2 separate regions of the Homo sapiens genome follow, and region 2 is linked to region 1. The links are chromatin loops, found by intact Hi-C in ENCODE. Cell type or tissue: mammary epithelial cell. All regions are shown on one strand. Each heading gives the region's core, and the rest is flanking DNA. Links, peaks and the distances in the headings are about the cores only.

Region 1 (8,000 bases), core at 1-8,000:
GTGGTTCCAAGTCTTTGCTATTGTGAATAATGCCACAATAAACATACGTGTGCATGTGTCTTTATAGCAGCATGATTTATAGTCCTTTGGGTATATACCCAGTAATGGGATGGCTGGGTCAAATGGTATTTCTAGTTCTAGATCCCTGAGGAATCGCCACACTGACTTCCACAATGGTTGAACTAGTTTACAGTCCCACCAACAGTGTAAAAGTGTTCCTGTTTCTCCACATCCTCTCCAGCACCTGTTGTTTCCTGACTTTTTAATGATTGCCATTCTAACTGGTGTGAGATGGTATCTCATAGTGGTTTTGATTTGCATTTCTCTGATGGCCAGTGATGATGAGCATTTTTTCATGTGTTTTTTGGCTGCATAAATGTCTTCTTTTGAGAAGTGTCTGTTCATGTCCTTCGCCCACTTTTTGATGGGGTTGTTTTTTTCTTGTAAATTTGTTTGAGTTCATTGTAGATTCTGGATATTAGCCCTTTGTCAGATGAGTAGGTTGCGAAAATTTTCTCCCATTTTGTAGGTTGCCTGTTCACTCTGATGGTAGTTTCTTTTGCTGTGCAGAAGCTCTTTATTTTAATTAGATCCCATTTGTCAATTTTTTCTTTTGTTGCCATTGCTTTTGGTGTTTTGGACATGAAGTCCTTTCCCATGCCTATGTCCTGAATGGTAATGCCTAGGTTTTCTTCTAGGGTTTTTATGGTTTTAGGTCTAACGTTTAAATCTTTAATCCATCTTGAATTGATTTTTGTATAAGGTGTAAGGAAGGGATCCGGTTTCAGCTTTCTACATATGGCTAGCCAGTTTTCCCAGCACCATTTATTAAATAGGGAATCCTTTCCCCATTGCTTGTTTTTGTCAGGTTTGTCAAAGATCAGATAGTTGTAGGTATGCAGCATTATTTCTGAGGGCTCTGTTCTGTTCCATTGATCTATATCTCTGTTTTGGTACCAGTACCATGCTGTTTTGGTTACTGTAGCCTTGTAGTATAGTTTGAAGTCAGGTAGTGTGATGCCTCCCGCTTTGTTCTTTTGGTTTAGGATTGACTTGGTGATGCGGGCTCTTTTTTGATTCCATATGAACTTTAAAGTAGTTTTTTCCAATTCTGTGAAGAAAGGCATTGGTAGCTTGATGGGGATGGCATTGAATCTGTAAATTACCTTGGGCAGTATGGCCATTTTCAAGATATTGATTCTTCCTACCCATGAGTATGGAATGTTCTTCCATTTGTTTGTATCCTCTTTTATTTCTTTGAGCAGTGGTTTGTAGTTCTCCTTGAAGAGGTCCTTCACATCCCTTGTAAGTTGGATTCCTAGGTATTTTATTCTCTTTGAAGCAATTGTGAATGGGAGTTCACTCATGATTTGGCTCTCTGTTTGTCTGTTGTTGGTGTATTAAGAATGCTTGTGATTTTTGCACATTGATTTTGTATCCTGAGACTTTGCTGAAGTTGCTTATCAGCTTAAGGAGATTTTGGGCTGAGACAATGGGGTTTTCTAGATATACAATCATGTCATCTGCAAACAGGGACAATTTGACTTCCTCTTTTCCTAATTGAATACCCTTTATTTCCTTCTCCTGCCTAATTGCCCTTTTTTAGGGTTTTTAATCGTGAAAGGATGTTGAACTTTATCAAATGATTTTCAGCATCAATTGGAATTATATGCTTTCTGTCCTTCATTGTGTTGATAGGATGTAGGACATTGATTGATTTATGTATAACTATCCTTGCATCCCTAGGATAAATCCCACTTGATCATGATCAATTACCCTATTAATGTGTTGCTGAATTTGGTTTGTTAATATTTGGTTGAGGTTTTGCATTGATGTTCATCAGAGAGACTTGCCTGTAGTAGTTTCCTTTTTTTTTTCGATATGTCTTTGTCTGGTTTTGGTATCAGGGTAATACTGGCCTCATAGAATGAGTCTGGAAGTATTTCTTCCTGCTCCGTTTTTTCAGAATAGTTTCAGTAGGGTTGGCATTAGTTCTTCTTTAAACGTTTGGCAAAAATCAGCAGTGAAGTCATTGGGTTCCAGGTTTTTCTTTACTGGGGGACTATTTGTCATGGCTTTCTTCTCATTACTTGTTATTGGTCTATTCAGGTTTTGGTTTTCTTCCTGATCCAATCATGGAAGGTTCTGTGTGTCTAGGAATTTATCCATTTCTTCAACGTTTTCCAATTTATTGGCGTATAGCTGCTCCCAGTAGTCTCCAGGGATTCTTTGAATTTCTGTGGTATTGGTTGTATGTCCCATTTTTCATCTTTATCTATTTGGGTTTTCTCTTTTTCTTTATTCTGGCTAAAGGTTTGTTGATTTTATTTATTTTTTAAAGAAAACAACTTTTCATGTCATTGATGTTTTGTGTTTTTTTATTTCAATTTATTTCTGCTCTGATCTTTATTAATTCTTTTCTTCTACTAATTTTCCATTTGGTTTGCTCTTGCTTTTCTAGTTCTATTATTAGGTTGTTAATTTGAAGGTTTTCTACATTTTTGATGTAGGCACTCATTTTTATAAACTTTCCTATTAGTACTGTTTTTGCTATATCTCATAGGTTTTGTTACATTTTGTTTTCATTTCCACTTGTTTCAAGAAATTTTAAAATTTTCTTCTTAATTTCTACATTAACCCACTGGTCATTCAGGAGCATACTGTTTATCTCCATGTATTTGTATAGTTTCCAAAGTTTCTGTTATTATTGACTTAGTTTTATTCCATTGTGGTTAGAGAAGATGCTTGATATTTCAATTTAAAAAAAATTTTGGCTGGGCATGCTGGCTCACACCTGTAATCCCAGCACTTTGGGAGGCCAAGGTGGCAGATCATTTGAGCCAAGGAGTTTGAGAACAGCTTGGGCAATATGGTGAGACCCTGTCGCTACAAAAAAAAAAAAAAAAAAAAAAAAAAAAAAAGAGAAAGAAAACATTGCCAGGTGTGGTGGCATGTGCCTGTAGTCCCACTGTAGTCCCAGCTACTTGGAAGGCTGAGGTGGAAGGTTCCCTTCAAGTCTGGTAGGTTTAGGCTGCAGTGAGCCGAAATCATGCCACTACACTCCAGCCTGGGCAACAGAGTGAGAACTTGTCTGAAAAAAAAGAAAAAAGAAAAAAATTATTTGTTTTATGACTTAACATATGGTTTATCCTTGAGAATGATCCACGTGCCAAAGAGACAATTGTGTCTTCTGTAGCTGTTGGATGAAATGTTCTGTAAATATCTATTAGGTCCATTTGTTCTCTACTGCACATTAAGTGTGATATTTCTTTGTGGATTTTCTGTCCGGATGATCTGTCCAATGCTGAAAGTAGGGTGTTGAAGTCTCCAGCTATTATTATATCAGGGTCTATATCCCACCTTCTAGTTTGTATAATATTTGCTTTATACACCTGGGTGCTCCAGCTTTGGGTGCATATATACACTTGTTCTATCTTCTTGCTGAATTGATCCTCTTATCATTATATAATGACCTTCTTTATCTCTTTTTATAGTTTTTGTCTTGAAATCTATATTGTGTGATATAAGTATAGCTACTCCTCTTTGTTGTTTTCTATTTGCATGGAATATCTTTTTCCATCCTTTTATATTCAGTCTATGTGTGTCCTTATAGGTGAAGTGTGTTTCTTAAGGATGGCAGCTAGTTGGGGCTTTTTAATGCATTCAGCCATTCTATGTTTTTTGATTGAAAAGTTTATTCTATTTAAATTCAATGTTATTATTGATAAGTTCTTACTCCCTTCCCATTTTATTATTTGTTTTCTGGTTGTTTTGTGATCTCTTCCTTTGTTCCCTCTCTGTCTTCTTTTTGTGAAGGTGATTGTCTCTGGTGGTATGTTTTAATTTCTTGCTTTTTATTTTTTGGTGTATCTGTTCTAGGTTCATTGATTTGAGGCTACCATGAATGTTATAGATAACATCTTATATTGCATTATTTCAAACTGATGACAACAGTGATTGCTAAAACAAACAAACAAACAAAGAGAAAACTAATTGAAACTCTATACTTTAACTTTATCCCCTCCATGGCTTTTTACATTTTTATTGTTTCTATTCATATCTTATTATACTGTCTATGTCTTCAAAACTTGCAGTTATTATTTTTGATAGGTTCATCTCTTAGTCTTCCTACTCAAGGTATGAGTAGTTCACACACCACAACTACAGTGTTATAATATTATTCCTTTGAATATGCTTTCTATCTCGATCTCTCTACCACCTCTTTAAGGCAAATAACTCTTAGATCTGTACTTTTGAAGCTATTTTCTAGATGTTGTAGGTGTGCTTCATTCTATTTTATTCTTTTTTTGTCTCCTCTGACTGTGTATTTTCAAACAGCCCCTCTTCAAGCTCAATACTTTTTTCTTCTGCTTGATCAGTTCTGCTGTTGAAAGACTCTGATGCATTCTTCGGTATATCAATTGCATTTTTCAGCTCCAGAATTTATGCTTGATTTTTTTAAAGTATTTCAATCTCTTTGTTCAATTTATCTGATAGAATTCTGAATTCCTTCTCTGTGTTATCTGGAATTTCACTGAGCTTCCTCAGAACAGCTATTTTGAATTCTGTCTAAAAGGTCACATACCTCTGTTACTCTGGGATTGGTCACTGGTTCCTTCTTTATTTCATTTTCTGAGGTAATGTTATCCTGGATGATCTGGATGCTTGTGGATATTTCTTGGTGCTTGTGCACTGAAGAGATAGGTATTATAATATTCACAGTCTGGGCTTGTTTATACCTGTCCTTCTTGAGAATGCTTTTCAAGCATTCAAAGGGAATTGAGTGTTGTGATCTAAGTTTTTGGTCACTTTAGCCATATATGCATTAGGGGGCACCCCAAGCCCAGTAACGCTGTGGCTCTTGCAGACTAGTAGAGGTACTGTTTTGGTGGTCTTGGGTAATATCTAGGAGAATTCCCTGGATTACCAGGCAGAATGTGTTGTTCTCTTCCCTTACTTTCTCTCAAACAAAAGGAATCTCTCTCACCATGCTGTGCTGCCTGGAGTTGGAGGAGAGGTGATGCAAGCACCCCTGTGGCCACCACTGCTGGGACTGAGCTGCATTAGACCAGAAACCAGCATAGTTCTGGGTTTTGCCCAAGGCTTATGGTGAGTATTGCTGTTTGTTCAAGGCCCAAGGGTTCTTTAATCAGCAGGTGGTGAATCCAGCCAGGCTTGTGTCTTTCCCTTCAGGGTGGTGGTGTCCCTTCTGGCCCAGGGTGGGTCTAGAAATGCTGTCTGGGAGGTAGGGTCTGGAGTCAGGAACTTTAGGAATCTATTCGGTGCTTTATTTTACTGTGGCTGAACTGGTACCCAAATTGCAAGGTGAAGTCCTTTTTACTTTTCACTCTCCTTTCCTCAAGCAGAGAAAAGGAGTCTCTCCCCTTGGCCACTACAGCTGGGAATGTGCTGGGTCACACCTGAAGCCTTGCCCAAGGCTCATGGTGAGTACTGCTTAGCTACTAATAATGTTTATTCAAGGTCCAAGGGCTCTGTAGTCAGCAGGTGATGAATCCTTCCAGAACTGGGTCCTTTCCTTCAAATTGGTGGGTTCCCTTCTGGCCCAGGGTGTGTCTAGAAATGTCATCCAGGATCTAGGGCCTGGAGTGTGGGCTTCAGGACTCTGCTTGGTGCTTTATTTTACTGTGGCTGAGCTGGTATCCAAATGTTAAGACAAAGTCCACTTTAATCTTTCCTCTCCTCCCAGAGCTGTGAGCTGTACTGCCTGGAGTTGGGGGAGGGGTGATGCAAACGCTTTCTTGGCCATATGCACCGCAAGTCCTCTGGTTCTGAGCCCAGCACAGAACCACCAGGACTTGCCTCAAAATTGCAGTCCTTTTGGTCTAGACTGCCTTTCGTATTTATTTAGGACCCCAGGGCACTTTAGCTCACAGTGGTGAGGCTTGCCAGAGGGATGGACAATTCTCCTCCGGCTAGGGCTGGTCTAAATGCTCCCTCCATGGGTATGGGCACAATTATGCCCCATGTTGTTTTCCTCTGTGACAGGGTAGCACTGAGTTCTGATGCAAAGTCCCACAATCACTGTGCTCTCCTTCCCCTAAACACACAGATTTTCTCTCTGTGCCAAGCTGCACCACCAGGGGATGAGGGAGGGGTGGTGTAAGAAATTAATGACTATCTTTCCTATCCTATCCAGTGCCTCTTTCCTTAATATGATGTTAAAACAAGGCACTGTTACTGCTCACCTGATTTTTGATTCTTACAAAGATGCTTTCTTGTGTGGGGAGTTGTTCAATTTGGTGTTCCTATGGAGGGGATGATCACTGGTGGGTTTTATTTGGCCATCTTGCTCCCTGTCCTATTTTCTTAACTAATAGATACTGATTATGATTTATTATTGACAGTGGATTATCTTTGTATGCCATTATTTAACATAGTAGTAAGATTATTTGTTTCTAAACTGTTGCAATTTTTCACTCTTGTCATAAATTTTTGGAAATGGAACAGATCTTAGCAATCAAGCAGTCTGACTCATTTTTGAGTTCTCACATTGGATAATTTTCTTTGAGGGAGGAAGGTTCTCACTTCAGTTGTTGCTTCTAGCAGCATCTCTCCTCTCTCTCTTTTTTTTTGTGTGATGTCATGCTTCTAATATCCCTTTGGCTCAGAAAAGACAATCAAGCTTGGTTCTACAGAAAGAGTAAAATTAGCTTCTAGAGAAAGCTTGGGGGCTTCAGGGCAAGTACCCTCTGTCTGACATTTACATTGGTGGCTCAGTGATGTTTTTGTTTATTTCCTGAATCCTGGCTATGCACTGGATTTCTGAGGTTGCCAGATAAGATTTATCTATAAAACAGACCCTTAACATATTTAATCCTCACGTCAACCCTATAAGGTAGGCATTGCTACTATCCCCATTAATGATAAGTTTGACTAACTGCCTAGGGTAACACAAGCTAGTAAGTGAAGAAATGGTATTTGTACCCAGATAGTTTGGCTCTGGTATCTCTGCTCTTCACCATTCTACACTAGTTATCTTCAATGAAACCTAAAGCTGTTATTTAACTGTAAAAGTGAAAATTAAATAGGCACATTCATGGGTGCAGTAGTAAATGTTTAGAAATCTGCTCTCAGGGTTGGAGAAAGCCCTAATGTGTAGTGTGTGCCAGTTTCCATGGTGTAAATACTCCCACCATAGCCACGTGAATGTGGAATTGGGATGAAATGTGTACAACTGACTGAACAAGCTCACCACTGGACATTACAGATTCAAAACTTAAGTACAATTGATTATTCACTCAGTTACAGATTGAACTGCTTATTCTACTCTTTCCCCACTTCTCACTACTGAACTTACCTAGTCTTAAAAAAGCTTAACTACAACTAAATACAATTCAAAATCTGTAACTATTTTACTTTGCTATTCTTTTCACTTGTGCATACCTAATTTCCTTTTTTTTTTTTTTGAAACAAGGTCTCGCTCTGTTGCCCAGGCTGGAGTGCAGTGGCACGATCACGGCTCACTGCAGTCTCCACCTCCCAGGATCAAGTGATACTCCCACCTCAGCTTCCTGAGTAGTTGGGAATACAGGTGTACACCACCACACCCGGGTAATTTTTTTATTTTGTAGAAACAGGGGTCTCACTATGTTGCCCAGGCTGGCTTCAAACTTCTGGCTTCAAGCTATCCTCCCACCATGGCCTCCTAAAGAGCTGGGATTACAGGTGTGAACTACCATGGCTGGCCTCATACTTATGTTTAAAAACTAGTGAAAACCCATGCACATTCCCAAATTAAGTGTTTCTACTTGTTACTCTGTTGAAAACCACAAAATATGTACCCTGAAACTCCAAGGAAGAACAATCAAACTTCCTTTGTGGAACAAGAAAGAAACCCTTTTAGTGTGTGTGCTTTTTTGTGTGGTGTTGTGTGTTTCTGTTGCTACAGCAGGCCTTGTTGAGCCTCTTTTTCCCTTTAGCTTTTTTCTATCCTTAAAATATTGGAAAGGGTCTCTTATAATGCGCCAGCGAATTCCAAA
Region 2 (16,896 bases), core at 4,384-12,383, 340 kb after region 1:
CCTAGAGGGCAGAATGTGTATATGGCTGTGCATGGCAAAGTGCCTAGCAAATCATGCTCTTTCAATAAATATTGTTTACAAGAATGAGTGAAAGAATATTGGATTGCCTTGAGTCTACCTGCTCAGAGGCCTGGCCAGTTTCTCTGTACTAAGGATCCTTATGGTTCCTTGCTTATTGCCAGTGTTGCTGGATGGAGCCACATATTCAAGCATGCAATTGTGAAATCCTTCAGGCGGTCAGAAACTGGAATCCAATTTTAAATGAGAAGTATAAGATTGAGCCTTACTCAAACCAACGCACATTATGTTCAGCTAAATTTCTCCTTTATTCACCATGGGGGTGATTGTTGTAAGTGCCCTTATCCTTCATTATAGAAAATTGAAAACATGAAGAAATTCTGTATTTTGTTCTGTGCTCCATTGTGAATCAGCCTGTGACCACATGAATATCTGAAACAAAGTTGCTGACAGGAAGGTACAAATGCTGAAGCTGGGGCTATAGAAACTACCCGAGAGAGTGACTGAATAATAAAGGGGAGACACCAGTTAGTTCAATATGGATTGAGAGCTTTGAACTATATTTGAAACATTTAAATTAAGTGACAGTAAAACATCAAGTACAATCAGAAATTACGAGGTAAGATTACAAGGTGATCCCATGTGACTCAGATTTTTGACTCCCCTACTAAGTTAGCTATCAACTGTGCTTCAGGTCTCCCAAGGAAAAACTATGATGAGCAGTTAGTCACTTTGTAAATTGTCACTTCTAAATTAAGAGGGTAAAGTAGTAGTTTAAAATTAAATTCATTGTGATTAATTGAGCTTAGCAGTTTATATATTCCTTGGAGTTCAAGAATCTTCCTAGGGACTTGTTGTATAGGGAAAGGCCTTTTCTCATCTCCTGGACTCCAGGAGATTGGGGCTCAGTCAGAAACATTTGGGACACATTCCAGACACTAACTCTCTCTAGATTGCATTCTCCAATCCTTCTGTACAACTGCCCGTGCTCCCTCATGCCCCAGTCAGAAACACATAGCTCATCTCAGGAACTATGGATAAGATTCCACATTTTTCCTTTCCACTTGTCCTATTGACATGCCAGCAAAAGGTCACCTAATTCCAGAAGAAGAAAAAGAAGGTCTTCCATTTTTTTGAGGACTGACCATATGCTTGGCAATAGTTTTAGGTGTTTCTGCATATTAACTCATTTTGCCATATAAGGAAGTTATATTATTATCTCAATTTAGTGATGAGGAAACTGAGGCATATAGAAGTTAGGTACTTGCTTAAGATTATACAACTAGTGAGTGACAGAACTGAGATTCAAACCCAGGCAGTCTGACTTCAGACCTCTGGGTCTAACCTCTGACCTCTACTACAGTCTCTCCCCTTCTGGATGAAAAATGGGAAGAATAATAGTACCTACCTTACAGGGTTGCTGTGAGGATTAAATTATTGTTATGCGTCATCTGGAGTAGGATGATCATTTTCTGACCAGTGAGCTCTTGTAGAGAGTACCTTTCGCAAATTAAGTTTCCTTCCGACATGATCCTCAAGCTGAAAAAAGCATTTCTATTTATTTTAATAAATCTGAAGTGAAGTTATGCATAAACAGAGTGCCACAATATTGCATTTTGGTGAAAAGAAGCTCTCTTAATGTGTTTACATTTAATGGAACACAAGAAGGGTCACTCTGACTTCATTTCCATAAGCGACTCCTAAATAGGATCTATAGGTTAACAGCAAAGCTTTCCTGCACCTAATGGCTTTTGGAATAGGTTTATGCTCTTGAATATGTGTGCACACAGTTCCAAATGTCCAATGCCTTTTCCCCACTTTCGTCATGTCAGTGTTAGCAAACATAGCCATAGTCACTGTTTGTCATTAAGGCATATTGACCCTTTATACTCCATCTCAACCCAATAGGCTCCATGTAAGAGAAAACAAGTCTAAGGAAACCAATTCACTGTAATAAGCAATGTTTTCATAAACAGCATCAGGAACACGGGAGCCGTCAGAGGAGCTAAGATGAGTTTTTGTCATCTCATTTTGTGGAAATTGATAGTGCCTAAATAAATGTTTTATACCCACCTCTGGTTTCTATGCTAGCCCATCCTATACATTCAAGGGTTAAATAGATGCAGTATGCCCACATGCTGAAGAGCAAACTAGAGAATGGCTAATTTCTTTAAAAAAAAAAAACAACCATAATGCCTAAGTACAAGCCTAAAGCTTAAGTTATTCACACTCACAAGCTAATAAATGAGTCAAATAAATAGTTTAAGCGACCCTCCCCACTGGGTTCGACATTTCTGAAAAAGGAAAAGGGACACCAGGGGAGCACATGCTGCTCCTTGTTAATTAGGAACACCTAGGCAACATTCAGTGGAATTGATCAATTGTAGTCTGATTTTTTTTTCATTCAAACTTCTGCATTGTCAGTTAGTACCTAAGATGCCTTCTGTAACTTGTGCTTTCAGGATGTCAGGCATTAAGTTACTTTTCATTATAACTGACATACAACCTGATTTGGATTTCTTTGTTTATTTGTGAAATGAGGGTAAGGATTCAAGGGATAAATTACTGTGAGCAAAAATAGTTTGTCTTTCAAACGAGAAAGAATATGGAGAGAATGCAGCTACTGATGAGAGAAATTAAGCTTCCAAGCTTTTAGAGGAAATGAGACATAAATACACAGAACTCTAATGAAAGGTAGTATGTGATGCAGGCACAAAGAGAACCACACAGTGCACGTTCAGTTACAGCCCTCACAGGTGGGTTTGGGGAGAGAGGTATATGGTCTTGGCTTTAAAAGAAAGATGCAATTTTGTCAGAAGAATGAAAAGTGAATAACTGTAAGAAGGGGTTGCTCAGAGAAAGGCCAGTGGCTCCATTATGTTGAAGCTGAGTGTGTATGACAGGAAGGGCATTGAGGAGAGAGCTAGAAGGGTAGGTAGGAGTCAGTTAGTAAATGGCTTGGACAAAGACAGGATTAAAGAGGGAGTGAACATCAGAGGAGAAAACAAAAGCAATTAGAAGACTATTGGAAAAGTCTAGGTCAGGGATGAAGGCTTGAACTAGGATCAGGAGCAGTGGTGTAATAAAGGCATAGTGGGAAGTAGCATCATGAAGGAAGACCTGGAGGACAAACTGAAAAAGATTTTGTAAGCCACGCATGAAAGCTTAGATAATTAATAAACACTCTTTCTCACTGCATCAACTTCTAAAGTCTTCTCCCCAAGTGGGAGTCAATTATGATAAAACCATGAAAGAGTAAATGAGAAATTAGTATGGGAAGCCCCAGTTGGCTGAGTCAAGGAGTAAAGTGAACATACAGTCTCTTTGGGTGTTTATTTGATTATGGGAAGAACATGTAGTGCTGAGGCAGGGTGCCACGTGTGGCAGAAGCAGACAGCACAGCTGGCAGTGTGCTCTTGAACCTGAGATACTACACATGTTCCTTCCTCCCCACCCCACACACATAGTCCCCTGAAGAGCATGTACACTCACCCTTAGACCAGTTGCTCCCAAAAGACCTTATTTGAGCATGAGGTCTCCATTATTAGCAGAGACAACTTTTATGTCTGCATTGCTATTGCTTGGGATTCTCAGCACTATAAAATTGAAGATTAGAAGGAACTTCAACGTTCAGCTGGTAAAGCCATTAGAATCCTCTCTATAAAGTTCCCACCAAGTAGTCATGTAGTCTGTTCTTGAGCATTTCCATTGATGGGGACCTCATTCCATCTTTGGCTTGTCCTGAGTATTATTTCTCTTTTATCATCAACCCTTTCTTAACAATTACTATGCCAGGAACTACTCTGGTTGCTTTACTAAGTTTATCTCACTTAATATTCACAACATTGAATTTAACAGATGAGGAAACTAAGGATCAGGGAATGTGACTTGTCCAAGGTCACACAACTGGTGGAAGGCAGAACTCCTAAACCTATCTGACTCTGATGCTCCCTTGATTAAAACTTAGTCTAAGTCAAAATCTGTCTGTAAAACCCACTCACTGCCAGAGTTATAATATCCTTTCCTGGGAAGAGGGTGGTCTCCTTGAGGTACAGTTGGAGACACAAATCTTCTCGATCATTTTTATCACCAAAACACTTGACAGATGCTTGAGAATTTGATAGACAAGACTATCAAAATAAAAGGCAAAGAAGGCCACATAGTAAATCCTTTAGAGAGAGTGCCTGTCTCTACCCTCTTTTCACTCCTCAATATGGGACACTCAGCTTTCTACTCTTTCAGTGCTCAACAATGAGCTTTCTAATCAACAAATCTGATCGCCACTTCCAAGTCTTTATCTTCTATGAGCTCCACCTTCTGGAATTTTTCTCCTCTCTTAGTTTCAGAGATGATTCATAACAGCTAGGCTCTCATAGGGAGACTAGGAATGTTCTGATCAGAAAAGAAAGATATCATATATTCAAATTCCTGTCTAACATCAACACTTAAATGTCTAATAATCAAAACTAATGTAAAATGTCCAAAACTAAATTCTTACATTACACCATATTAAAAATGGATCAAATACCTAAATGCAATAAGACTTATAGAAAAAAGTAAGGGAAAAATTTTATGACATTTGAATTAACAATGATTTCTTAGATATGGCACCAAAAACACTGCCAATAAATGAAAAAAATAGATAAATTAGAGTTCATCAAAATTTAAAACTTTTATGCATCAAAGGGCACTATGAAAAGTGAAAAGGCAAAAAACAAAGAATGGAAGAAAATATTTGCAAATCATATGTCTGATAAGGGGTTAATATCTGGATTGTACCCATAGCTGAGTATATACCCAAAGGAAAACAGATCATTACATCAAAGACACATGCACTCATATGTTCATCACCATGCTATTCACAATAACTAAGATATGGAATAAACCTAGGTCCTCATCAGGAAATGTGGGACACGTACACTATGGAATACTATGCAGCCATAAAAAAGAGTGAAATTATGTCCTTTGCAGCAACATGGATGGAACTGGAGGACATAATTCTAAGCAAATTAATGCAGGAACAGAAAACCAAATATTTCATGTTTTCACTTATAAGTGGGAGCTAAACCTTAAGCCCAAGAGGACATAAATATGGGAAAAATAGACACTGGGAACTACTAAAGGGGAAAGGAAGGGAGTGGGGCATGGGTCAAAAAACTACCTATTGGGTACTATGCTCCCTACCCAAGTGCAACATACTCATGTAGCAACCCTGCACGTGTACCCCTTATATCTAAAATAAAAGTTGAAGAAAAAAATTCCAGATTACATAAGTACTCCTACAACACAAAACAACAACAACAACAACAATAACAATTAAAAACTGGGCAAAGGATTTTGATAGACATTTCTCCCAAGGAGATACAGAAATGATCAATAAGCACATGAAAAGATACTCAGTATCACTAATAATTAGGGACATTAAAGTCAAAACCACAATGAAATATCATTCTACACCCATCGGGATGGCTATTATCAACAAAACAGAACAGAAAAAAAAAAACAAAGAGAAAATAACAAGTGCTGGTGAGCATAGGGAGAAATTAGAACCTTTGTACATTCATGGTGTGAATGTAAAATGGTGCAGCTACTGTGGAAAACTGTATGTCTTTTTCTCAAAAAAACTAAACATAGAATAAACATGTAATCCAACAATTCCACTTCAGGGTATGTACTCAAAATAATTGAAAGCAGGGACTCAAACAGATATTTGTATATCAATGTTTATAGTAGCACATATATATGTGTATATATGTGTGTGTGTGTATATATATATATACACACACACACTATATATATATATATATATATATATATATATAGTGTGTGTGTGTGAATATTATCCAGCCTTTAAAAAGGAGTGAAATTCTGACACATGCTACAACATGGATGAACCTTGAAGACATTATGCTAAGTGAAATAAGCCAGACACAAAAAACAAATATTGTATGATTTCACTTGTATGATGTACCTAAAATAGTCAAATTCTTAGAGACATTAAGTAGAATGGGGGTTACCAGGGGCTGGGAGAGAGGAGAATAAGTGCATTAAACAATGTGACTATATGTAATGCCACTTAACTATATACTTATAAATGGGTAAAATGGTAAGTTTTATGCTACGTGTATTTTACCACAATAAAAAACAAAACACCAAGTCCTTGGCTTTACGCCCACCTTAACTTCTTTATTCCAGAGTCTTCCCCAACTCAGTAAATGGCAAGTCCATTATCACACCTAATCAAACCTAAAGTCCTGGAGTCTTTTCTTTTGTTTTGCCTCCTCTCTTTTTTTTACATCCTACATCTAATCTGTCAGGGAGTCCTTTGGCTTTATCTTAAAAATATTACCAAAATCTGACCACTTTGTTTACCACTTCCACTGCTACAACTCTGGTCTGAGCCCATCATCTGTCATTTGAGTTATTGCAGTAGCTTCCTAACTGGTCTTCCTACTTCTGTCCTTGCCCCTTGCAGTGGTCAGAGTGAACGCTCTAAAGCATAAGTGTGACCATGTCACTCCTCTGTCTAAAACCTGCCGTTGGCTTACATCTCACTTCATGTGAAAGTCACCATTCCAGTTCCATTCTGATATCATCTCCTATTCCTCCTGCCTCACTCATTCTGTTCTAGCCTCACGGGCCTTCTTGCTCTTTTTTGAACACAGCAAACACACTTCCACCTTCAGGGCTTTCCCTTTGTTGTCTCCTCTCCTAGAATGCTTTTCCCCCAGATGTCTACATGACTGGCATCCTCATCTCCTTCAAGTCTCTGCTCAAATGCTATCTTCATATTGAGGTCTTCTCTGATCACTTTATTCAAATAGCATCTTCACCCTCCAATCAGCCCCCCATGCAGTGCTCTCTATCCTCCTTCTATACTTTATTTTTCTCTGTTGCATTTATCATTAACTAATAGACTAGGTATTTTACTTATTTTGCTTGTGTGTTGTCTACCTTCCCTTCCTAGAATGTAAGTTCCATGATGACAAAGATTTTTGACTGTTTCTTGTTTTTTTCCATTATTATGTCCCAGTTTTCCTAAAAGTATCTTGTACGTAATAGACATTCAATATCCATTTGATGAATGAATGAATGAATGATGACTTCCTGGATAGGAGAGTGGAGAGATAAAAGGAAATGACATAGATGACTTCTAGGTCACCAATCAGGTCACAACTGAATATCCATTCACTAAGATTGAGAACAGCCTAAAAGAAGAGATATTTGGGGACTAGGGTAAGACTGGCACATATTTTTATATGTCTAATTTTTAAATTTTTTAGTAGAGATGGGGTCTCAATATGTTATGCAGGATGGTCTTGAACTCCTGGCCTCAAACAATCCTTCTGCCTCAGCCTCTCAAAGTGCTGGGATTACAGACACAAGCCACTGCACCTGGCCCAAGACTGGGTTATTTTGGATTCAAGCTACCTATAAAACATGAAGGAAGAGTCGTTCATAGACTTTTCTAATAATGGTACAGGTGTTGACAGGAGTGCAAGAGAGAGAGTGTCTTTGTTAAGACAGGGTAGGCTTTGATAAAATAATAAATAAATCTTCATATCTAAACAGCTTAACATACATATACAAAGCTTGATTTCCAGCTCACATGAGTTCAAATGCCTGTCTGCAGCTCTCTTTTTCATCTGACGGCTCAGGGATCTAGGTTCCCTCCATCTTTGATGTTATCATCTCAACATCTGGCAAAGAGTTACAAGAGCAAAAAAGAGAGATCTTATGATCATGCACTGGGTCTCAAATATCTCATCCTGGAAATGGTATAGGTCACTTATGTTTGCATTTCATTGTCTATAACTAGTCACATGATCCCAATTAATTGAAAGGGGACTGTGGAATATGAGGTGCATCTGGAATACATTATGAGCACTACTCACAGTGAGAGATAATGGAGTAAAGGGATGTTTTGGAGCAGTGTTGAGAAGTAGAGACTAGAGTTACTGACAGGATTAAGTGCCTTGTTATGAATTATTTCTATTACCACAAATGTACACTATATTGATACAATAAGTCTATATAAGAGGAAAGCCTTTGGTCAAAATTTAACATGAGCAGAGAGAACTTGGCTAAGAATGCAAGGGTATAATAATTAGGAACTGAGGGGCCTGACATGGATCCTATAACAATTGAGGGCCGGTGCAAGACTAATGCAGGTCTCTGACACTCAGAAGAGAGTCACGTTAGAAAGGAGATCTTCTCACCAAAGGCAACACATATGGCCACACAGACTGCACCCTACAAAACTGCAGGGGCTACTATTCACCTTTTGTATAGGACTCTTGTTTCTCATCCTCTGGGTGCAGGAGCAGGGGCAGGGGTGCCCAGAGGGCAGCCATCAACAGCCCCACTGAAGGGCAGAGTAGCTGGTGGCAGCTAAGACCCAAATGTAGAAGCACAAAGCCATCTATTTGTGCACTAAAATCTCCTTGCTCACAATGGTCTCTGTTCCTTGTGCTTATCCCTGAGCTTCTGAAGAAGGTTCCTTTTGAAAATATCAGCCTGGCTTACCCAGATTCAGGAAAACAATTAGATAAATAAAAAGGCTCATTTCACGATTAGATCAGGATTGCTGAGGACCCCTGGTGGCTATAAGTGATAGTGACAGCAACTCTTCCAGATGGAGATTATGAGAAACCTGACCAGGATGAGGGAAGTGAAATCACAGAGCTCAGAAGCTTTGACAGATAGGGATTCCCTACTGTTAGGGCTGCTCTGTTAACAAACAGGCATTATTATCACCTCCATATTTCAGATAAGAAAACAGATTCAGAAGCTATCTCTGATCTTCATATTTGTAGTCAAATGCCCTTTTTAGTATATTATGCTACAGCAAGTCCCTGGGATAAATCTTAGAGTAATGGAACATTTTCCCTGATCCTGCTCTTCCGTAGTAACGGAGGAACATAATTCTAAAAGATGCTACAGATACTAAAATGTAGGCTTTCACAGGCTTTGGGAGAGAGCTGTGGCCTACACAAATTGTGAATGCCTGGCAAAAGTAAAGAGAAACGCTGCAAAATCAGAATTAAAACCCAGCTATCCCTCCCTTTGTGACACTTGATCAAAATTGTTGGTGACATATTGCATACCACAGATGAAAGCAGGTTAATGCCTTCACTGTTGAACTTCTTTCTGGTTGGGTTGGCACTAGGCAACAGAGAAGGCTTTCCTGCCCTCCCAATATCTTTTCTTGAAGAAACAGTTTTCTGTGATGGTGATGGGGGTCTTTATGGCTATATAAGATATTTGTCTCTCAAATAGAATAAATGCTGGACATATTTTGAGCAAAAACAGTTTAAATTCTTCTTAGAAGGATTCACAGACAGCTGCTTTTGGCTTAAATTGTCAGAAATTTTTAGACATTCAGGGGACCACAGAATCTCTGAAATAACATCCCATATGGAGCACAGTTTTCTTTATCATATCCCTAACAAGTGACCATTCAATCTCTGTATGAACAGCTCTATTAACAAGTAAAAATCTGACTCCTTCCAAAGACAGGCCATTGCATTTTTAGATCTATTACAAACATGAACCCCCCTGCAGGAATTCTATGCCAGCCAAGCTTAGATAGCCCAATAAGTGAGTACATATGGTCCACCTTGAAGGTTGTAATAAGACTCCCTGGAAACTATGAAATTGTTCATTTTACATACTTTTCCTTAGAAGCAGAGTGAAAGTTGCACAGTAAGCAGGTAAGCAGAAGGAAGAATTCCTATAAAGATTCACTTTTGGCCAGGCCCGGTGGCTCACACCTGTAATCCCAGCGCGGTGGGAGGTCGAGGCGGGAGGATTCCTTGGGCTCAGGAGTTCAAGACCAGCCTGGGCAACGTGGTGAAACTCCGTCTCTACAATTTTTTTTTTAATAGCTGGGTATAGTAGCATGCACCTGTAGTCTCAGTTACTCCAGAGGCTGAGGTGGGAGGATTGCTTTGAGCCTGGGAAGCTGAGGTTGCAGTGATCCGAGATCCCACCACTGCACTCTAGTCAGGGCAACAGAATGAGACCCTGTCTCAAAAACAAACAAATAAATTCACTTTTATTCTCCTTTCTGTTAGAAAGTCACGTGAAAGCACATTTCTCTAGCCTTAAAGTTCAGCTGCCACTAGCATTTTATTCCTGTGGAAAATATTTCTTTCAGGTCCCATGGGATAAGGGACATATAAAACCATAGCCTTCCATGTATGACAAAGACAATTGGAAATGGCTTCCAGGTATCAGGTTGCTCCAATAAATTCATTTGTTAACAAATGTATTTTTATTTATTAGGAATGAAATGGGTAACATCTTTATAAAATAGTCTTTCATGGAAAGTTTGAGCAAAAGGCATTCTAAAGGCTAGAGTCTAAAGGCCCATCCCCTTGTCTCAATTTATTTTGTTCCTGCCCAGGGTTAAGACTCCATTACCTCTAATTTTGATCATTATAATAGCCTTCTTCCTCTCTGATATTCTGCATTTTCACTATGATGTATGTAGGTACAGATTTCTTTTTATTTATCCTGTCTAGGATTCACTGGGTTTGCAGAATCTGTAGATTAGTTAATGCTTTTCATCTGTTCTGGAAAATGTTTGACTATCATCTTCCTCATTTCCTCAGAAAAGAGTCTTTACTTTCTGGGACTTATATGTATGTAAGATCTTCTCATTCTATTCATTACGTTTCTTACCCTATCTTTTCTTTTTTCACATAATTTGTTTCTCTAGGCAGAATTCTGGATGATTTATTCTAACCTATCTTCCATTTCAGTAATTCTCTCTTAAGTTAATATTTCTCCATTGCACTTATCATCATCTAACAGTTGTGTTTAGCCATCTATTAAATGCATCCATTAAACTCTCTATTTTATGGTTATATGTTTTAGTTCTAGAAATCCTATTTGATTATTTTTCAAACTGCAATGCCACTTTTTTTATTATACTTTAAGTTCTAGGGTGCATGTGCACAACGTGCAGATTTGTTACATATGTATACATGTGCCATGTTGGTGTGCTGCACTCATTAACTCATCATTTACATTAGGTATATCTCCTAATGCTATCCCTCCCCCCGCCTCCCACCCCATGACAGGCCCTGGTGTGTGATGTTCCCCACCCTGTGTCCAAGTGTTCTCATTGTTCAATTCCCACCTATGAGTGAGAACATGCAGTGTTTGGTTTTCTGTCCTTGTGATGGTTTGCTCAGAATGATGGTTTCCAGCTTCATCCATGTCCCTACAAAGGACATGAACTCCATCCTTTTTTCATGGCTGCATAGTATTCCATGGTGTATATGTGCCACATTTTCTTTATCCGGTCTATCATTGATGGATATTTGGGTTGGTTCCAAGTCTTTGCTATTGTGAATACTGCCGCAATAAGCATACATATGCATGTGTCTTTATAGCAGCATGATTTATAATCCTTTGGGTATATACCCAGTAATGGGATGGCTGGGTCAAATGGTATTTCTAGTTCTAGATCCTTGAGGAATCGCCACACTGTCTTTCACAATGGTTGAACTAGTTTGCACTGCCACCAACAATGTAAAAGTGTTCCTATCTCTCCACATCCTCTCCAGCACCTGTTGTTTCCTGAGTTTTTAATGATAACCATTCTAACCGGTGTGAGATAGTATCTCATTGTGGTTTTGATTTGCATTTCTCTGATGACCAGTGATGATGGGCATTTTTTCATGTGTCTGTTGGCTGCATAAATGTCTTCTTTTGAGAAGTGTCTGTTCATATGCTTCGCCCACTTGTTAATGGGGTTGTTTGATGTTTTCTTGTAAATTTGTTTAAGTTCTTTGTAGATTCTGGATATTAGCCCTTTGTCAGATGGGTAGATTGTAAAAATTTTCTCCCATTGTGTAGGTTGCCTTTTCACTCTGATGGTAGTCTCTTTTGCTGTGCAGAAGCTCTTTAGTTTAATTAGATCCCATTTGTCAATTTTGGCTTTTGTTGCCATTGCTTTTGATGTTTTAGTCATGAAGTCCTTGCCCATGCCTGTGTCCTGAATGGTACTGCCTAGGTTTTCTTCTAGGGTTTTTATGGTTTTAGGTCTAATAGTTAAGTCTTTAATTCATCTTGAATTAATTATTGTATAAGGTGTAAGGAAGGGATCCAGTTTCAGCTTTCTACATATGGCTAGCCAGTTTTCCCAGCACCATTTATTAAATAGGGAATCCTTTCCCCATTGCTTGTTTGTGTCAGGTTTGTCAAAGATCAGATGGTTGTAGATGTGTGGCATTATTTCTGAGGGCTCTGTTCTGTTCCATTGGTCTACATCTCTGTTTTGGTACCAGTACTATGCCGTTTTTGGTTACTGTAGCCTTGTAGTATAGTTTGAAGTCAGGTAGTGTGATGCCTCCAGCTTTGTTCTTTTGGCTTAAGATTGTCTTGGCAATGCGGGCTCTGTTTTTGGTTCCATATGAATTTTAAAGTAGTTTTTTTCCAATTCTGTGAAGAAAGTCATTGGTAGCTTGATGGGGATGGCATTGAATCTATAAATTACCTTGGGCAGTATGACCATTTTCATGATAGTGATTCTTCCTATCCATGAGCATGGAATGTCCTTCCATTTGTTTGTGTCCTCTTTTATTTTGTTGAGCAGTGGTTGGTAGATCTCCTTAAAGAGGTCTTCACATCCCTTTTAAGTTGGATTCCTAGGTATTTTATTCTCTTTGAAGCAATTGTGAATGGGAGTTCACTCATGGTTTGGCTCTCTGCCTGTTATTGGTGTATAGGAATGCTTGTGATTTTTGCACATTGATTTTGTAACCTGAGAGTTTGCTGAAGTTGCTTATCAGCTTAAGGAGATTTTGGGCTGAGATGATGGGGTTTTCTAAATATGCAATCATGTCATCTGCAAACAGGGACAATTTGACTTCCTCTTTTCCTAATTGAATATCCTTTATTTCTTTCTCCTTCCTGATTGACCTGGCCAGAACTTCCAATACTATGTTGAATAGGAGTGGTGAGAGAGGGCATCCCTGTCTTGTGCCAGTTTTCAAAGGGAATGCTTCCAGTTTTTGCCCATTCAGTATGATATTGGCTGTGGGTTTGTCATAAATAGCTCTTATTATTTTGAGATACGTCCCATCAATACCTAGTTTATTGAGAGTTTTTAGCATGAAGGGCTGTTGAATTTTCTCGCAGGCCTTTTCTGCATCTATTGAGATAATCATGTGGTTTTTGTCTTTGGTTCTGTTTATATGATGGATTACATTTATTGATTTGCATATGTTGAACCAGCCTTGCATCCCAGGGATGAAGCCCACTTGATCATGGTGGATAAGCTTTTTGATGTGCTGCTGGATTTGGTTTGCCAATATTTTATTGAGGATTTTTGCATCAATGTTCATCAGGGATATTGGTCTAAAATTCTCTGTTTTTGTTGTGTCTCTGCCAGACTTTGGTATCAGGATAATGCTGGCCTCAAAAAATGAGTTAGGGAGGATTCCCTCTTTTTCTATTGATTGGAATAGTTTCAGAAGGAATGGTACCAGCTCCTCTTTGTACCTCTGGTAGAATTTGGCTGTGAATCCTTCTGGTCCTGGACGTTTTTTGGTTGGTGGGCTATTAATTATTGCCTCAATTTCAGAGCCTGTTATTGGTCTATTCAGGAATTCAACTTCTTCCTGGCTTAGTCTTGGGAGGGTGCATGTGTCCAGGAATTTATCCATTTCTTCTAGATTTTCTAGTTTATTTGCATAGAGGTGTTTATAGTATTCTCTGATGGTAGTTTGTATTTCTGTGGGATTGGTGGTGATATCCCCTTTATCATTTTTTATTGTGTCTATTTGTTTCTTCTCTCTTTTCTTCTTTATTTGCCTTGCTAGTGGTCTATCAATTTTGTTGATCTTTTCAAAAAACCAGTTCCTGGATTCATTGAGCTTTTGAAAGGTTTTTTTTGTGTCTCTATCTCCTTCAGTTCTGCTCTGATCTTAGTTTTTTCTTGCCTTCTGTCAGCTTTTGAAAGTGTTTGCTCTTGCTTCTCTAGTTCTTTGAATTGTGATGTTAGGATGTCAATTTTAGATCTTTCCTGCTTTCTCTTGTGGGCATTTAGTGCTATAAATTTCCCTCTACACACTGCTTTAAATGTCTCCCAGAGATTCTTGTAGGTTGTATCTTTGTTGTAATTGGTTTCAAAGAACATCTTTATTTCTGCCATCAATTCATTATGTACCCTGTAGTCATTCAGGAGGAGGTTGTTCAGTTTCCACGTAGTTGTGTGGTTTTGAGTGAGTTTCTTAATCCTGAGTTCTAGTTTGATTGCACTGTGGTCTGAGAGACAGTTTTTTATAATTTCTGTTCTTTTACATTTGTTTAGGAATATTTTACTTCCAACTATGTGGTCAATTTTGGAATAAGTGCGATGTGGTGCTGAGAAGAAAGTATATTCTGTTGATTTGGGGTGGAGAGTTCTGTAGATGTCTATTAGGTCTGCTTGGTGCAGAGCTGAGTTCAGTTCCTGGATATCCTTGTTAACTTTCTGTCTCATTGATCTGTCTAATGTTGACAGTGGGGTGTTGAAATCTCCCATTATTATTGAGTGGGAGTCTAAGTCTCTTCGTAGGTCTCTAAGGACTTGCTTTATGAATTTGGGTGTTCCTGTATTGGGTGCATATATATTTAGGATAGTTAGCTCTTCCTGTTGAATTGATCCCTTTACCATTATGTAGTGGCCTTCTTTGTCTCTTTTGATCTTTGTTGGTTTAAAGTCTGTTTTGTCAGAGACTAGGATTGCAACCCCTGCCTTTTTTTGTTTTCCATTTGCTTGGTAGATCTTCCTCCATCCCTTTATTTTGAGCCTATGTGTGTCTCTGCATGTGAGATGGGTCTCCTGAATTCAGCACACTGTTGGATCTTGACTCTTTATCCAATTTGTCAGTCTGTGTCTTTTAATTGGAGCATTTAGCCCATTTACATTTAAGGTTAATATTGTTATGTGTGAATTTGATCCTGTCATTGTGATGTTAGCTGGTTAGTTTGCTCGTCAGTTGATGCAGTTTCTTCCTAGTATCAATGGTCTTTACAATTTGGCATGTTTTTGCAGTGGCTGGTACTGGTTATTCCTTTCCATGTTTAGTGCTTCCTTCAGGAGCTCTTGTAAGGCAGGCCTGGTGGTGACAAAATCCCTCAGCATTTGCTAGTATGTAAAGGATTTTATTTCTCCTTCACTTATGAAGCTTAGTTCGGCTAGATACGAAATTCTGGGTTGAAAATTCTTTTAAGAATATTGAATATTGGCCCCCACTCTCTTTTGGCTTGTAGAGTCTCTGCCAAAAGATCTGCTGTTAATCTGATGGGCTTCCCCTTGTGGGTAACTGGACCTTTCTCTCTGGCTGCCCTTAATATTTTTTCCTTCATTTCAACTTTGGTGAATCTGACAATTATTTGTCTTGGAGTTTCTCTTCTCAAGGAGTATCTTTGTGGCATTCTCTGTATTTCCTGAATGTGAATGTTGGCCTGCCTTGGTAGGTTGGGGAAGTTCTCCTCGTTAATATCCTGAAGAGTGTTTTCCAACTTGGTTCAATTTTCCCCGTCATTTTCAGGTACACCAATCAGACGTAGATTTGGTCTTTTCACATAGTCCCATATTTCTTGGAGGCTTTGTTCATTTCTTTTTACTCTAAACTTCTCTTCTCACTTCATTTCATTCATTTGATCTTCAATCACTGATACCCTTTCTTCCAGTTGATCGAATCGGCTACTGAAGCTTCTGCATGCGTCACGTAGTTCTCATGCCATGGTTTTCAGCTCCATCAGGTCATTTAAGGACTTCTCTACACTGTTTATTCTAGTTAGCCATTCGTCTAATCTTTTTTCATGGTTTTTAGCTTCCTTGTGATGGGTTCGAACATCCTCCTTTAGCTTGGAGAAGTTTGTTATTACCAATCGTCTGAAGCCTTCTTTTCTCAACTAGTCAAAGACATTTCTCCATCCAGCTTTCTTCCGTTGCTGGCGAGGAGCTGCGTTCCTTTGGAGGAGAAGAGGCGCTCTGATTTTTAGAATTTTCAGCTTTTCTGCTCTGGTTTCTCCCCATTTTTGTGGTTTTATCTACCTTTGGTATTTGATAATGGTGAAGTACAGACGGGGTTTTGGTGTGGATGTCCTTTCTGTTTGTTAGTTTTCCTTCTAACAGTCAGGAACCTCAGCTGCAGGTCTGTTGGAGTTTTCTGGAGGTCCACTCCAGACTCTGTTTGCCTGGGTATCACCAGTGGAGGCTGCAGAACAGCAAATATTGCAACCTGATGTTGCTGCCTGATCCTTCCTCTGGAAGCTTCGTCTTAGAAGGGCACCCTGCTGTATGAGGTGTCAGTCAGCCCCTACTGGGAGGTAGGGTCTCCCATTTAGGCTACTGAGGGGTCAGGGACCCACTTGAGGAGGCAGTCTGTCCGTTCTCAGATCTCAAACTCCATGCTGGGAGAAGCACTACTCTTCAAAGCTGCCAGGGGCATTTAAGTCTGCAGAAATTTCTGTTGCCTCTTGTTCAGCTATGCCCTGCCCCCAGAGGTGGAGTCTACAGAGGCAGGCAGGCCTCCTTGAGCTGTGGTGGGCTCCATCCAGTTCAAGCTTCCCAGCCACTTTGTTTACCTACTCAAGCCTCAGCAATGGCAGACACCCCTCCCCCAGCCTCGCTGCCGCCTTGCCGTTCGATTTCAGACTGCAGGGCTAGCAGTGAGAGAGGCTCCATGGGCGTGGGACCCTCTGAGCCAGGCGTGGGATATAATCTCCTGATGTGCAGTTTGCTAAGATCCTTGGAAAAGTGCAGTATTAAGGTGGGAGTGTCCTGATTTTCCAGGTACCACCTGTCACAGCTTCCCTTGGCTAGGAAAGGGAATTCCCCGACCCCTTATGCTTCCCAGGTGAGGTGATGCC

The links. A loop is a pair of places that touch in the nucleus more often than their neighbours do. Peaks named below come from ENCODE experiments on the same cell type or tissue, not always from the same donor. Only the 100,000 strongest peaks of a DNase experiment are listed, where the experiment ranks them.
Region 2: it touches region 1 in a loop (24-fold over the local background); 2 of 110 quality-filtered maps call a loop at or near these places.

The regions. Positions count from the first base shown.
Region 1 is chrX:106,749,332-106,757,331 of GRCh38, reverse strand. All of the region lies in intron 1 of RNF128 (ring finger protein 128), which reads right to left. Among named protein-coding and RNA genes, the nearest start is that of RNF128, 27 kb to the right of the region's middle. In mammary epithelial cell, for the core only: a CTCF peak has its summit at 4,837 (motif pointing right); no DNase peak of the experiment used is centred there; H3K27ac peaks cover 432 bases.
Region 2 is chrX:106,407,209-106,424,104 of GRCh38, reverse strand. No RefSeq gene overlaps it. Among named protein-coding and RNA genes, the nearest start is that of RADX, 200 kb to the left of the region's middle. In mammary epithelial cell, for the core only: a CTCF peak has its summit at 8,616 (motif pointing left); no DNase peak of the experiment used is centred there.